Regions from separate parts of the Homo sapiens genome. Here region 1 is linked to region 2. A link is a loop called in an ENCODE intact Hi-C map of the cell type or tissue named here. Cell type or tissue: endothelial cell of umbilical vein. All regions are shown on one strand. Links, peaks and the distances in the headings refer to the core of each region. The heading gives the core; the rest is flanking DNA. Region 1 overlaps MPDZ (multiple PDZ domain crumbs cell polarity complex component). Region 2 holds the start of LURAP1L-AS1 (LURAP1L antisense RNA 1).

Region 1 (8,344 bases), core at 197-8,196, 450 kb after region 2:
AAGTATTTTATTACTTACAAGTATTCTTATATAACAAATGTATTTATACCAAAAAACATGTTCATTACATTTGCTTTGGCTTTTGAAAGTTATTTTTATTTTTAAGATGGTTGGTCTGAGGCAAAATGATCTTTCAAACAGTATATACATTCTTACTTTACCTGCAGATTTCCTAAAACACATAGATACACAACTTTTATAAAGAATATTAGCAGATTCATATCCACTTCCAGAATTATATATATTTTATGATACTTTGAGTTAAATACCCTTATTTACTGCTTACGCTCGACTATAAAGTTAATTTTAAAGTTGAAAGGAGCGTCAAAAAACATATAGGTCAGAGAGAAGCTAAAGCTCACTGAGGTTTGATTACATAACAAATCAGTGGTGTGTCTGGGATCAGAACCCTGGACTGCTGGACTAACTCAACCGACCCTCTGAAAGGTCTGACTTTCCTTTTCTAAAAATGTTTAAACCAATCGTTTATAGCCCATTGCATTATATTTATTTCCTTCCCCATTAACCCTCACCCATAATTTAAAAAAAAAAAAAAAAAGAGTCCAAAATACACATTAGGGAACTATGGATTCTAACACCTTCTCTCTGAACATCCATTTTACATACTTTTCATTCATAATGTTCCTTAATGTATCTCTATTGGACAGGGGACCCTCCCCTCAAACTGTTAACTCACACCAAACATGGTGACTGAGGGGAAAGATTTAAGTTCTGAGAATTAAGATTTGGCCTCTTCTGTTCTCTCACTCCTTAGTTAGACCCAAAGGAATGCAGGTTGTTGGGCAGATTGCCCCTATTTGTACCACATTTTCAGTGTTAAGGGCCAAGACACAAGATGCCAGGCATATTTCTTGCATAGAACCAGGCAGGGGGATTCTTCCAAGAGCTGCCCTTGCAGGTGAACACAACAATGTGTCAATGCCAAACTCCAGAGGCTGCCCATAAAGCACTCACTGTAGCCACATTATTTTCTTGGGGGAAATCTAAAACATGCAGAAGACTTAACTTTGTGCCACAGAATTCTTCAGTGCAGTTCCTACACTGGCAACAAATTCTCCAGGGAAATTACTTCAGGCTCTTACCTCCTGCTCTTTTGCCTGCCTGGAATGAGGCAATTCAATGAGCCCAGGTCGACTGTGTCCTGGGCAGGTCGACCGTGCATTTGGGCTCTCACCTGTCATCCCAGCACTTTGGGACGCTGAGGCGGTCAGATCACCTGAGGTCGGGAGTTCAAGAAAAGCCTGACCAATATGGAGAAATCCAGTCTCTACTAACAATACAAAATTAGCCAGGTGTGGTGGCGCATGCCTGTAATCCCAACTACTGGGGAGGCTGAGGCAGCAGAATCACTTGAACCTGGAAGGCAGAGGCTGCGGTAAGCCGAGATTGCACCATTGCACTCCAGCCCAGGCAACAAGAGCGAAACTCCATCTCAAAAAGAAAAGAAGAAAAGAAAGCATTTGGTACTCAAAAGCATACCCATGGGACCCAGAAATATAGTTGGCAGCTGGTCTCTGTTAGAACCTACCAACTGCTGTCGGAGGTGATAGTACAAAACATGTCTGCCATTTCTCAGCTGCCCTCTCAGGGACAGGATTTTCATTGACTTTGTGAGATCTCGATGACACTGGGGCAGAACAATAGGTGGCTTGTCAGTTGTGACTGAGTGGCTCCTCAGGGGAAAGTGTTAAAGGATGGAGACGATATTTCCAATACAGACAAAACTGTGGAACTAGGAGGTAGGAGAGAAGACCATAGTATTACAATCATGCTGCTTCAACATACCTCCCCATCCAACTTCAGGTTTATATATTCTCCCAAGATCATTTTCTAGGACTTTCCCAACTCTTAAAATAACTCTACTTCCACAATTTCTCTATTACCATTTCAAATGGCTTCTCCCGTCCTGGAATCTTTTCTACAAAAATTATGAAGAGTGTTGTATATTGCATAAACTCCTTAGGTATCACTGAGCTATAAGTACTATACATAATTAGATATTTTTATCCTTCCCCAACCATCAGCGCCTCCTAAATTCAGTCAGTGGCTTTCATGATTTCCCTTTGCTGAATGTGGACAGGAACAAAGTTTACAAACTTCACTCAGGAAAGAGCAGGCTCAAATTTCTCATCGGAAGTCCTCTGGGAAGAAAACAGCATTTTGGAATAATATTTAATGTGGTTGTTTTTCTCTCCTGTACTGTGCTTGTGGTGACTAGTGGTTTGACTCCTGTTGGTTTAGTTCCAACTCTGCACGGAGAAGTACCACAGATGCATGTACTGAGAAGGGCTTGTGAACAATCACATTCTCTTTCTCCTTCTCTTGGCCCATTCTTTGCAATACTTTTGGTGGAGTATTTAGCAATTCAGAACCCTTAAATTCAGCAGACAGAAGAAATCAACAATTTTTTTTCAATTATCAATCTTAATTATTTGAAGATGTAAGAAAATTTTGTAAGCTTTTACTCTTTCCAAACACATAACTTGTTAAGACCACATTTAATAGATTCAGTAGAGAGTCAAAGAAAATACTATAACTTTTCCAAGGCTCCCTAACTCAGACCTTTTATTAAGCAATCATATTTCTTCAGCCATTATTATGTGGGGTACTGAAAAGTCTATATAATGAAATGTCAATAACTATCTGAATAGTTTCATGCAAAAGTAATCTCATTCAGCTACTCAAGGATTTGGGGGCAGAGAAAGAGAAGGAGGAGGAAGGAATTAAGAAGGACAAAGGCTTAAAAGCCTTAATTAGAGGGATGTCTACCCTGACTAGAGTCGCTAAGTAACAAACTAACTTTCCATATCATTTCGCTGATGTAAAAAGGCAACTTTATTCCTCAGGAATATACCCACCACCAAATACTCCAAGAGGCAAAACTTTCCAAATATATATTCATCACTGGAATGTCTAAAATGTAGGCTTGGTTGCAATACACAATTTAAAGCAACAATCTATTATTTGGGGTTCTTAAAAATGCTATTCAATAACAACTAATAATAAAATTGCATTTAAGAATTGACTGCTATCGCATGTTATAATAATGACTTTCCCAGAAAATAAAATAGGCTACATAAGTAAATTTTTTAGGCAATGAAATTGGCGTCAGTTTTACTGTTTGAAATGAAACCATTTGTTTATAATAGCTTCCAAATATCCCTGTTTTCTTAAACAAAACCTATGTCCTTTACAAATATGCATTTCCTTTAATCCTACCAAGAGCTCCATACTTTATACCCTCATTTTCAGACAAGAAAATTGAGGTTCAGAAAGATAGTGTTTTCTCCTTCATGAAGCTTTTAAGTAATAGAGCTGTCTTACCTATGCTGTAAAGTACAGAGCTTTATGATATCTTCTTTTCCATTGCTGAAAATTATGTGTACTTTTTACACTACTCAGGATCCCAAGACACACCCCATAGTACTTCCAAGAAGCAGAAATGAATTTGAAAATTGCAAACTACAAAATTCAGCTTATTCAAAGTAATGACACTTAAAAGTATCAATTTATCTGAGAAAAGACATGGAGAAGAATGTGTTTGATGTATGGCAAGACACAAGTAACAGGGGAGGAAAGGAAGAAGAAATAATTGAGGAAGCTGAAAGGGAGAAGGGATGGAAAGATGGAATGGCACTGAGATGATTTGGAAAACTCTCAGAAAATTCCTTAGCATTCACCAGGCTAACAGAATATAGAGCAAAGTGGTGCTGACTGAGGTTACAGACGCACAGGAAGAACTGTCATTTCTCCCACCAAAGTGAAATCTGATCTCAAAGGAAGAACTTCAGCTCCCTTTTCCTTCACGCACAAAGTAGCAAAACACAGAGTCATTAAGTCTGAGTCACTTTCCTTGTGACTCAGTTGTCAAAATCCTGTAAGATAAGGTATTCAAAAGTGTTTGGAAATGGGAAGAAGCATGGAAGCATTAGACATTTATTATTAGCAACAGTATTAGCATCAGAATGGCTAATTAATCATGTTTCAATTTTAAAAAATGAACAGCAAAAGGAAAATTATATATATATATATATACACACATAGAGAGAGAGAGATCTAGATATACAGATGGTACTTATAATACATCCCAAAAAACCACACCAATTCATCAAGTATTAAGTGAGCACTTACATATTCCTAGCCATGTGTATAGGAAGATTTAGCATGTGTATAGAAAGATTTAGCATGAAGGTACTTGCATAGGATCCTTCAATTCTTATTCAAATAAATTTTTTATATCTAATTTTGTATTTATAATTTTCTATTATTTTTCAGACAACCACCCCAAATTCCATATACTTCAGGCCCCCAAGTCTTTATCCACCTCTGTCACTGAAGCATATGACAAAAGAAGAATGAGGATAACTATCTAACTTCTGAGCTCCCAATTTAGTGGAAAACGGTAAGTAATTATACGGCAACGTGATAGGTAAAGTTCCGAGTACAGAGGAATTCAATACTGCCAACGTGAGTCAGAAAGAATTTGTAAGAGATATGACACATGAATCATCTCGAAGTATGAGCCGATAAGGAGAGTGTGGAGGAGAGCAGTAAAGGGAAAGGCATTTCTCACTAAGGGAAGGACATCTGCTAAGGCAACAAAACCATAAAGAACCCAGATAATTTGATGACAGTGAGGCTGCAGTACTTGGGTCCAGAATGACAGGAGCTAGGAAGGTAATGTTTCCATGGCCTCACTGGGGCTTTGCCCTGCAGGCATGCTGGACCATGCAGGGACATTGGGGAGGGAGTTTGGAGGGTACAGGGATTACAGGGATAGAGAAAATTTATTTTCTGATAAAACAATTCTTGCAATAGTGTAAATATTCCACCAAAGAGGGAAAAGAACTAATGATAATACAACCAGATGTTAGGTTGTTAAAAAAACCTCATAGAAAAAGATGAGAGCCTAGATGAAGGTAATGGCAAGAAAAAAAAGAAAAGATACAGACTCATTCATTAGAGGCAATCAAAAGGACTCAGTGACCAGTTGGTAACTGTTAGGGCCAGGAGGGGTGAATGAGTGAGACAAACAGAGGTCAACTCTCCCAGTGATTTTAATCTGGGAAACTAGAACTATCAGGACATCATTTAGCCAAAAGAACAGCAGAAAGATAAATATATGGTTTTAGAGGAAAGAGAAATATGGTTATATTCCTTTTGGACATACTGAGTTTGAAATGCCTCTAGAAAACAGGAAATAATTGAATTTTAATTTCATGAAGGTAGGAAGTTTTGTGTTGCTGTTGTTTCCTTTTTCTCTCAGGGCTATATCCCCAGCACCAGAAGTAATGGCTGTGAGATAAATTAAAAATCCTAGTGGAATCAATAACATTCCTGCAAGCTCCAAGATGAAATAGTGTACATATAGAGAGGAGCATATTATCTAAAAAAATAAAATTTGCCATGATCCTTTCTTATTCAGCTCCATACTAAACCAAAACAAATGTACCTCTAGTGCTTCTGTTAATTGAACATGCATACAAACAAGAAAAAAATAAAATCTGTTCACAATAAAAGAAGTATTTTTCATAATCTGTACCAAAGAATTCCTAGAGAGAACCCTGTAGTCCTCTGCCAGCAAAGAGATGTTACTGTCTAAATCCGCTGATAAGCTTGTCAGTCATTGGTAGTCCACACTGCTGAGAATACACTAAGAAAATTCAGCAAGAAATGACAATTTACATCTTGCTGGCAAGATTCCAGGTAGTTCAGATAAGGGAAAATTGCATGAAGAAATCCAAATTACTATGAACCTATCTGAACACGTACCTTAGCCATATAAGATAAATAAGCATGCAGCAATTCGATCTCCTAATTACTAATTCACAGATAATGTAACAAGCTACACTATTTAGTTACCATATGTAATTCTATAGGATTCATTGGGGTTATCTTGACAAGTGATATTTTCTCCATGAAAGCATTTTAAAAGGGCTTATTCTTTCAATGAACGTGACTATTTGCTTCTTAATTAACTCATCTACTATTTAAATGCCTCCATTAACTGCTTTTTACTCTGGCACTCAAAAGACTAAACATTAATATTAAGAGCACAAACCAACTTTTACTTTCGTAATAATCCAGAAAGGACATCTGCTTTAAATGTTGTTTTATTTATTTTGTTCGTCACTTCAATTAAGTGATCAGAAGGTACAGACAATATATAAACATTACAAATGACCCAAAAAAGGCTGAGTGGTTCCAGCCAACATAACAGGTTTTCATAACAGAATGAAGACATCTTATTTCTTGATTTCATCTGACCTTATAGCTTAGCTGCATGAGCTAAAGCTGTGTTGACCAACACAGTAGCCAGGAGCCACACTGAAACACACTACTGGGCACTTACACCTTGGCTAGTTCTAAAGGCAATATGATAAAAGACATGGGTAAAAGACATGGCATATTTTGGAGAGCTTTTTTTTTTTTTTAAGAAAGTAAAATATCTCAACAATGTTTACACTGATTATATTTTGAAAGAATAATTTGAAGAAACTGGGTTAAACAAAATATATTATTAAAATTAATTTCACCTACTTCTGCTTTTTTCTTCACTGTGGCTACAGACAACTTAAAATTACATATGTGGCTCACATGATATTTCCATTGGCCAGAGCTGATCTAGAATGATGCAGATCTTCCCCTCTCCAACTCTTGGGGTGTTTGATGATCTGAATTGTAACATATACAGAATGGCAATTATTTGAATAATTTCAGCACCAAATTACTCCTTTGTTATCCAATTCACTATATGACTGTCATATACATTTGTCACAGGAGTGACAGATCTATCAAACATGGTAAGAATTACAGAAAACATGCAAGTGGGTGAGGAATATTTAGCAAGCAGTCAAAATAAAGCATTGGGTTCAATACTGAAACTACTGTGCTGTGCTTAAACTCTTCATACGGTAGGATACAAAAGTTTATGGAAAGCCTCAATAATCTCCTGACTTTTTACTTAATCATCTCCTATCTTTCAAAATTAAATATTTTTAAATCTTTTTTACAATTACCGGTAGTATTTTTTAAACTATTGACTTACATATTTTGTAGCTCCAACATTTAAATAAGGGCCTTTAAATTTTCTATGTTATGTTTATCAAAATGGGGCATGAATTTAAGAAGACTGAGAAACACCATCAAATACAAAAGTCGGACTCACACAGTTGAATCCAAAGGGGATCAGAACATGCCACTCCAAAATATGCTACTTTGGCATCAGTATTATTTTGAACTGAAGGCAAATAGGAAACGGAAGACAGGAGCACTCTCTCCCCTGGCCCTTTCTGTGTAAAAGTAGAACACAAAATTCCCTTTGTAAATGTGACAGAAATGTCCGTTTGTAAAGATGATCATCTCTCCCTTACCAGTGAGAACAACTTTTATCATGAAAATGATGCAAAAACCCCAAATCTATCCTCTTCTTTGGGTCTCTTCTTTTCTGCGTAGCCCCCATGAATATGAAATTAAAAACATCAATTAAATGTTAATCTGTGTTCTGTTAGTTTTAATTCACAGGCCTCACTTATAGAACCTCAAAGAGTAAAATTTTTCCTCCCTCACAAAACCAAGAATGAATACGCACCATAAGACAACGGAAGTGCAGGAGAGTTCTAAATGACTTAAAAACTCTTTAATGGTATATCCATGCAATGACTACTACTCAGCAATGACCAGTACTGAACTATGAATACAGGCAACATGGATGAATCCCAAAATAATCACATAGTGAAAGAAGTCAGACAAAAGAGAACATACTGTATGATTCCATGTATTTAAAGCTCTAGAGAACGCAAACTAATCTACAGTGACATAAAGCAAATGAGTAGTTTACTTGGAGATGGGAGGGGTGGGTAGAGGAAAGGACTACCAAGATGCATGAGGAAACTTTCGGGGGTGATGGATATGTTCACTATCTTGATTGTGGGGGATAGCTTCAAAACAGCCAAAATTCAACAAATTGTACACTCTCAATATGTGTAGTTTATTGTCAATTATGACTTATACCACAATAAAACAGTTAAACAATTATAACTTATACCACAATAAAACAGTTAAACACTCCCTCCCACCTCCTTGAGAAAAGGATAGGGGCTGAATAGGTTGACTTTAGCATCCAACAGATGTTCACTGAACATCTTAATGAAGCTAGCTAGGGAGCAATAACCCAGGCCCCAGGGCTATTTCTTCTCATTTTCCTCCCTCAGCCAAAGAGCTAAAAATACTTTGTGACTTAGTCTAACCCGATATATATTCAATAGATTAAATCAGAATGAAGAGCCATTCCAATGCTATAGTTTTGTAAAACAGCATAGGA
Region 2 (8,344 bases), core at 73-8,072:
TAACCTGTGAAAAAGAATTAACTCCTAGAAGGAAACTCAATAAACCTAAGTAACTTTTATTACCATCCTAATCACCTCCTCTTTTTCTCCTACTGAGGCCAACTCAAAGCACATTTTGAAATTAAATGAGGAATTCTGAAAAGCAAGATTGCAACTTAATAAAGTTGTCAATATTGAAAATTTAGTAGTTTCAGTTTAGTTAATCTCGCTGCATTTTAAGCTCTTTAAATTATATCTGAATGTTATTATCTAAGTTTAGTCTATTATCTTATCAATGTATACCCTACTTTCATGACCCTCAGGTTATAGGGGATATAATTTATAAGTGAAATATGTTGAAAGCATCATTTTTGTCATTAATTATCAAACATAAATCATCTGTCATTTCTCCTTCAGGGTAAGAAATCAATTTCTCTTAGGGGAAAGAAAAGCTGTCCTCCTGTAGATGCGAATGGCTCTTTCAATAATCACCTTCAGTTTCCTTGAACATTTTTTGTTTTTGTTAACAAGTATTTAACTACTTACTCTATTTGTTCCTTTTATTCAAACTACAAAGCAATGTACTGGTAAAGTATCATGCCACAGACAGTGATTCAGCGTCTATCAACAAAATTATCCACAAGTGGAAAGATCTCTAGGACCTTGCTAAAGTGTGGTCTATATACCAACAGCATTGGTGTATTAGTTATTCAAGCTGCATAACAAATATCCCAAATCTTAACAACTTAAAACAGCAAACATGTATTATCTCACAGTTCTATATTAGGGAGTCTGGGCACAGATCAAGTGAAGGCCCCTGGATCGGGGTCTCTCACAAATCTGCCATCAAGGTGCCTTGATGAGGCTGCAGTCATCTCAAGGCTCGATCCAGGGAGGATCCACTTCCCAGCTCAATCACATGGCCAGTAGCAGTCGACAGGTCTATGTCCTTGCTAGCTGTTGTCCAGAGATCTCAGTTCCTTACTTTATGCATCTCACAAGGGGCAGTTCACAGCATTGTAGATGGCTTCATTCAGAGCAAGCATTTGAGAGAGTGTGCCCAAGGCAGAAGCCACAATCTTTTTGTAACCTTTTCTCAGAAATGACACCTCATCATTTTTGCCATAGTCTATTATTTAGAAATAAGTCAATAGGCCCATCCGATACCAGGATAGGGAACTACGTAAGGATGTAGATACCAGAAGAGGGTGGTTATTGGGAGATATCTTTGAGACTGCCTACCACAATTGGTAACAACTGGGAACTTGTTAGAAGTACAGAATCATAAAACTGGTGAGCAAAATTTAAATTTTAACAAGATTTGATCCATAGGTACATTCAAGGTTGAAGATCTCTGCTCTAGGAGCAGCGCCCATCCATTTTATTCTGTTGCAGAGATTGCTTCCTCACTTATTTTTACTCACTCTCTGTTGCCTTTGTAAGAAATACAGAGATCACTTTTCTTTTCAAGTCAGTTCTCCCCTACAAAAAATTTTACAAAGTAAGTTTACTAAAGCACTACTGGGCTGCACATAGCGTGTAGGAAATAGAATTGGGAGAATGAAGAAGAAATATGGGGCATAAGATCCACGGCAAACAGATTTAATTATAGTATCAAGAAATTACTAAAAGAGAAGATAAAGCATTTGAGTAGAAAAGATGTCAGGAATCATGTAAAAATAGAGATTACAGTCCTATCTCCTCAACAATCTTCAAATGCATTGCTGAACAACTCTGCATTATAAAGCCTACTGTTTATAACAGTGGCCTCTTATTTTAGAAATATAGCCATCAAAAATTATTATAATACAAAAGCATAAATGTTCAACTGAGTTTAGATACCTGGCTTATTCCCTTTTTCAGTATATTTCATGTCTCAACAATGCTGAGTCATTTATATTCAGTTTTTGAAATCTTTCCAGAAAAGACACTAAAAACTTTGGTATAAATATTTTACATCTATCTCAAATTTTATTCAATGGAAAAGATAAGATTACCTTCAGATTTTAATTACGTCTAGAAAAATAAAAGCCCTAAGGGGTAAAATGCAAGTCTCTAATCTGCTTATTACAAAATGCAATCAATTAAGTAAAGCCTTCATTCCGTACCTCCTCAATGGTACACTGAAGCTAATATCTACTGAGATGTGTGAGCTTTTTGTTAAATTTTCAGGAGTTTTGTGAACTAGTTGCCAATCACAGACATTATTAAAATTTAAAGTATTTATATAAACCTACTAGTTAAGTATTTATATAAACCTATAATTTAAAACAAAGGTAATAAATACTCAAAATTCATGGCATCCTAATTATTTTACTACATTTTACTTTCATGATTTTTTGAGGTTTTTAAAACATCTATTTTATTCACAGGGTGAAAATACCGTATATGCTCTAGTACCGAGTATCTCTTATCAATCCCATGTTTATGTTTAAGGACATTCTATAGACAGATTCAAATTGGCCATGTAGGAGTATTTATGCTACAGAAATTTAAAAACACTATAAAGCAGAACTTGATTTTTATTTTATTGGTTGTCTAGACTTAAGTGATAGAGAAAATTTTAATACTGCAGATTGAAATTGAAATTTGTGGCATGTCCCTAGTTATTACATTTCCAATAGTGCCAAAAAAAGGAAATATTCTCCATGTATTTGAAAACTGTTATTCAATTCAGTGAAGAAATTGCTGACATCATTGATGAACCAGTAAAATTCCAACATAACCCATGCTGAGGCTGAAACAAATTTCAGTTTAATTAATATAGTTTTCACTAAGTGAAAAATAATTTAACAGTGGATCACATATCAGGTGTAACAATAACAATTATTGAGGAATGAATTATCAATTGAGATTAACTGTATTTGTGACATTTTGTTTGAACTGCGTCCATAGTTTGCTATACATACAACAGTTCAGCAAGAATAAATAAAACATTCTCTGAAATCAGTTGGTTATATGGAATTGACAATAAAAAGTGCTGTATATTTTATTATTATCTGTCAAGTGTGTGTTATACATCTTCTATATCAGCACAATTTGTATTATATTTTGTAGTATATATGCATGCATGTGTGTGTGTGCATGTTTATTTTTCCCAGGAAGCTGCTTGTTAAACATTTACTGGCACACTACCCTGTGTCCTTCCCTTACAATGTAACTGTGGCCACTACAGATCACGGAGGAGCACATTAACATGCCCTGGTCTACCATGTGAAAAGAATATCTTAAGTTCTAAATTGAAAAGACACACATGCACAATACTTACTATAAATTAGTGGAAACACTTCTCTGGTCTGTGTTCAATGTGAAAAACTTCTCTGCTGTGAATATGGGGAGTCCATGTTTTCATTAGATCATTCTAAATGAATCTCGGCTCAGGTGATTTATAGCCGATTGCATCAGCCTAAATTACTCTTTGCACATTCATGTTGAAAATATTCAGGGAAACAGTTTTCACTGTATTAGATTATGGAAAAGGAATTGACATCACAGGCATCTAAGTATCAATTGGACCTAGAATCTGATGAAATCATACTGAAAAGCTGCATGTATTACTTTGGCAATCAGATGACTCACCAGCAGAAACTGTACAGATCTCACGAGCAGGCCTGGTGGCCGGAATTTATGCTTATGATTCACAGGAGTCACATGTGCTCCTTTCAAATACACCAGATACAGCTTTCTACTTTATCAAAACAACATCAATCAGTCCACTGTGCTGATGACAGTATTTTTATGTATGTAATTTAGTCCTTGGGGAAATTACTTTTCTATAACGTTCTGGGAAAAGAGTGAACTGTTTCAGTTATTGTTCAGTTCCACATATAAACAACAAAAATGGAGGAAGACAAAGCTGACTGATGTGAAAGGGAATCCTCTGTTGCCCAGTTAGAAACAAATTTTGTTGTAAATTTTGAACTGACTGAGAAAGTGAAAGAAAGCTTTGGTGGAAGGAACAGCACTGACTTTTGCATAATTGTAGGCTTTTCACCTGAAGCATTCCAAACCAAAAACAGTGAGTGGAAATGTTGTACAGTGTCTTCTCAGGCTGCAAAAAGATGATAATATTTTTATGGATCTTCTGAGAAAACAGAGGAGTGATTTATAAGTATAGATATTGAAAACACTGCTGGAAATTTTAAGGATGGGTAGGCAGAAAATCTTCTGTGATCATCAAATTGAGGATGTCCTGAATTTGGAGAGAGGGCAAATTTGAACACAAGGAGCTTATGCAAAAGGAACAAGCAAACAAACTGGAATAAATTGCTGGAAAAACAATACTCCAAGTGCTTTTAAACAGCTCTTCAGTTTATATAGACTTTTAAAAATATATTCTAAAATAAATGTGGATAGAAAAGAGGCCCTGACAGAACTAAACTCTCTTCCACCAACTACAAATCAGAGAGAACGATGATTAGTTTCTCCTAATGAGAAACTAGGGTTAGAGCATCACATTAAAAAGCAAGTCTAATCTTTCTTCCTTCAATGTATGTGACTATGGACTTGCAAAGAAGTCCTTCTTCCTTCTAATTCATATTACAGCTTGCAGGATGGTTGGGATTTACATCTTGAATATTGTGGATTTTACCATACAAATGTATAACTAGGAGGTGGCCTGCTTTTATCTGACTAGTTGACATTCATAAATAAAAGGGTAACAATAATGGAGGAGGGCTTTATGAGAAACCTGAGTATATGATGCTATCCAAGGCTCCAGAAAGGCAAAAAATGTCCCTATTTGGAAGATATATTCAGCAGCTCATGTGCACATTTCAGTTAATATATAGACATATTAAAGATGATATGCACGTTTGTCTTGGAGTGGAATACAAAAATGATTTTTATTCAAACCCAAATGGTGAGAGCAAAAATTATTATGACAAAATTTCTGATAAAGTACCTCAAATTAACATCAAACCCAAACTTCTAGCCTTAGCCATGAGTTTTTACCAGCTACATCTTTTGCTGGAGTTACTGAGCAGCAGAATTGATTCTTCTGTCTCCTCTATAGCCTGAATAATTTTCTCATAACGTAAACAATTTCGTAATCAAATGGCCACAGGAATGGCAAAATATCAGAGAATATGTCGAAATGGAAGGAAATCCTGGGATTATCTGATCTGTAGACTCTTCCTATTAAATTAAACATTAAATGCCTGAAATGTTATAAGACGTTATTAAATATCTGAAACGAAATCTCAGTATGAAAAGCAGATATGTTAGGTGGATGCCTCAGTTGAATTCAGTCTTCTTATTGGGTAAGATTAGTCTTTGTTCACAGAACTACTTTACCACCTTCACTGAGTCCCATGGTTCACTGCAGCTCGGAATGAAATCTCCTGATTTTTCTTCATGTATAAGGAAACTGAGGTCCTGTATGCCAAGCCACTTTCCCCAAAGGTCAAATAGGAAGATAGTGGCAGTGGCAGATTGGAGTCAGTACCATGTTCCTCATACAACACCACAAAGAAGTCAACTTGGTTAGCAACCAAAACTCCGACTGCATTTTTTTCTTAGATTCCATTGTGCCAATGCATAACCTTTGTATTCTTTCAATTTTTAAATGGCACTCTAGAAGAAAAAAAGATATCTGGGAAAGTTTGCTGTTAAGAATATTTTCTCCTTCAAGATTCCTCATTTCAAGTTCTACCATAGACTCAGTTCATCACCTGTCAAAAAAATGACATGAAATCTCAACATTCTCCCTAAAATACAGAGACCTGTGACATCATAATCCTGAAGCCTGAGAGACTAAGTAGGAAGCTGAACCATATGACATAAACTGTAAGGACCAGAGTAGAGGAGGGGAAGTGAAGAGGAAAAGAGGAAAGGACATCCACATCTCTTTGGACCTTTGGACCGATCAGTCTAAACCTTATTTTTGTCGTTGTTGTTTTTTGGTACATGTCCTGGTTGTTTGTTCCCTTTGTTCAGTTCATTTTGCCAAGTGTTTACAGAACACCCATGCTGTGCTAGTATCGGTTATCACCTCTGAACAAATAGAATAATGTTTGGAGTGTGACTTACACCTTGAAGTCCACTTCCTTTTAGAGATACTATCTCATATTCTGTAAATTTAAGCTAGGAATAACCTCACACCAGTTACTCGGTGTTTGAATCTGGAGAAGGAATAGAAGGCATTATCTGCTGGGAACGCTTCAATATTGAAATGTTCTTTCCCGAAGCTACTTTTTTTTTCCCTCTCAAGTCACATATTACTGACCCACAGCAAAACCCGAGATTCCAACAGACAATCCAATCTGAAGCAAAGTTTCTTATTCAGATGTTGGACAGGTACTAATTCAGCACCTACTTGTGTGAGATACTCTTCCAGGTTTTGGCATAGAGTGGTGACCAGGAAAGATCAAGACCCAAGCACTCTGTGGTGCTTCCATGCTCATGGGGGGAAGAGAAAATAATAAGTAAATCCATTAGAAAGATTATGATTTCAACTAGTCATAAATATGATGAAGGAAATATACATGGAAATGTAATATTAATCAAGGCATGGGTATTGCATATTATGATTGATCAGGAATCAGTTTCTCCTAGGAGGTGACATTTAAACTCAGACCTTTAGGAGATCTCAACTCTCAGTATCCTCAGAGTCAAGTTGAGGGACCTTATAAGACTCCAACAGAAGGAACCACACAGTTTCATGCTGCAAGGGCAAGGCTACTCTATTTTTAATTGATGGCTAGACTTCATTAAGACTGAAATGAATAACAGTGAGGAAAGGCGGGGCAGCTACTAGAGACAGAAGAGTCATTGTGATTTAGTTGTTTGGTGAATTGCTCATACTTTCAAGGGTCATCGGTAGCATAACTGCACCTTGGTGCTTGGAGAAAGCAGAGTGCAGCAGCTGGGCCAGCCCAGGACTCTCTGTGCCTGGAGCTCCTGGTAATGGACCTGCCAGCGTGTGAACTGACGTGCCCAGCGCTCCCACGGTGGGAAGCTGTTTACTCTCTCCCGGGAGGACACAGGGTTAGACATAGTTGAATCTATAATCATTATCAACCAGATCAACACGTTCTAACTGACTTGCTTGTGTCGTTTTTTTCCCCAACAGTAGTTCAATGGCCTGTGAATGTTTTGCTTCCACTAAAAAAAAAAAAAAAAAAGATTTTCTTATTTAAATAAGTCATTTCATGGTCAAAGGAAGCTTTTGTTACTTCATAGTCCACTCCTCTTTTCTTCTTACTGCTTAATAAAACTGAAAAACTTGTACTTGATGCAGCCACTGTGTAAGTCAGAGAAAAATTGCTGACAAAAAATGTATTCTAAGTATGTTTTAACCCCTGGTGGCATAGTTGTTAGGAACGTGTATTACTACTGTCTTAAGAGCTAAACTTTCACAGTTCCTAAAATTATGGCTATTTCCAAAAATCAACCAATTATGACTATTTCCAAAAATCAAGCAATGCTTAGTACAGACCTTAAGATAAGGAAGAAATGTGAGACATGGCTTCTTTCTTTAAGGAGCTCACAGCCTAGTTGAAATTGCTAAAAGACAATCATTGGCAGTATATGACAGTACAAAGTTAAGCTATGTTAGGAGATAAGCTAACAGGACGGTAGTGGTGAAGCAGGCCAGCAGAGGAGGCTGGAGCCCTCAAGTAGTGCTTGACGAGAGAAGTATGACTTGAAGAATGGGGAGTATTTGGAGAGGAAGAGAGTGAAGTTTTTCAAGAATGGGGAATGACAGAGGAGCATGCCCAGAGCTGGGAATGGGCTGGAACATTTTCATGGGAGAGGGTGGAGATGTGAATAAATGCAGCCGTGATTTATTTGGGTGGCTATTGGGAAATGGTCAGATTGATATTCTGCCATGGCTTATAAGGGGCCAGCATGTTTTATCAGCTACAGATGCCTGCTGAATGATTTTGCAAAAGTTTGACTCATATTGATTTTTCTGGGCTGCTCAGTGGACCTAGGCAAATTGTTGGTGATTTATAAATGTTTGTTATATTACTTGTAACTTGACCATTGTCTTCCTGGCTCATAGGGTGTGCGGAGGAATTTAAACATAAAGACTGTCAGAAACCTCCTTCCTCAACATAAAGTCATTGCAAGGTTATTGAGACACCCCAACAAATAGAGGGGCTTCTCAAGGCTAAGTTCACATCCTTCTGTTCATGAACGTCTCAGTGAAAAGTAATTTTCTTTGTTACTTCCTGTGCAATTTATTTTTAGTGCTTTGTTCAGAGAAGATGAAGTGACTCAAGTCACTTCAGTATTCCAGCAAAATTAATGGATTTTAAATTGTACTTTATGTTTTTTGTATTCATAGATATATTTTTATTCTTTTGAAACCTGTACAATCTTGCATCTCTTGCAGTTATTAATGGAAATTCCATCTCTC

Evidence for each region. Peaks named below come from ENCODE experiments on the same cell type or tissue, not always from the same donor. Only the 100,000 strongest peaks of a DNase experiment are listed, where the experiment ranks them.
Region 1: it touches region 2 in a loop (11-fold over the local background); 2 of 110 quality-filtered maps call a loop at or near these places.

Annotation. Positions count from the first base shown.
Region 1 is chr9:13,264,115-13,272,458 of GRCh38, forward strand. The region is part of intron 1 of MPDZ (multiple PDZ domain crumbs cell polarity complex component); the gene reads right to left. Among named protein-coding and RNA genes, the nearest start is that of MPDZ, 11 kb to the right of the region's middle. RefSeq lists a silencer at 2,096-2,390. In endothelial cell of umbilical vein, for the core only: no CTCF peak of the experiment used is centred there; DNase peaks (open chromatin) are centred at 2,257, 3,817, 4,517 and 5,667; H3K27ac peaks cover 4,561 bases.
Region 2 is chr9:12,811,046-12,819,389 of GRCh38, forward strand. The region is part of intron 1 of LURAP1L (leucine rich adaptor protein 1 like); the gene reads left to right. It overlaps LURAP1L-AS1 (LURAP1L antisense RNA 1), which reads right to left and starts at 3,344. Exons shown (of 4, transcript NR_125775.1): 1 at 3,248-3,344. RefSeq lists an enhancer at 2,957-4,156. In endothelial cell of umbilical vein, for the core only: CTCF peaks have their summits at 3,577 and 3,779; a DNase peak (open chromatin) is centred at 3,576; H3K27ac peaks cover 2,636 bases.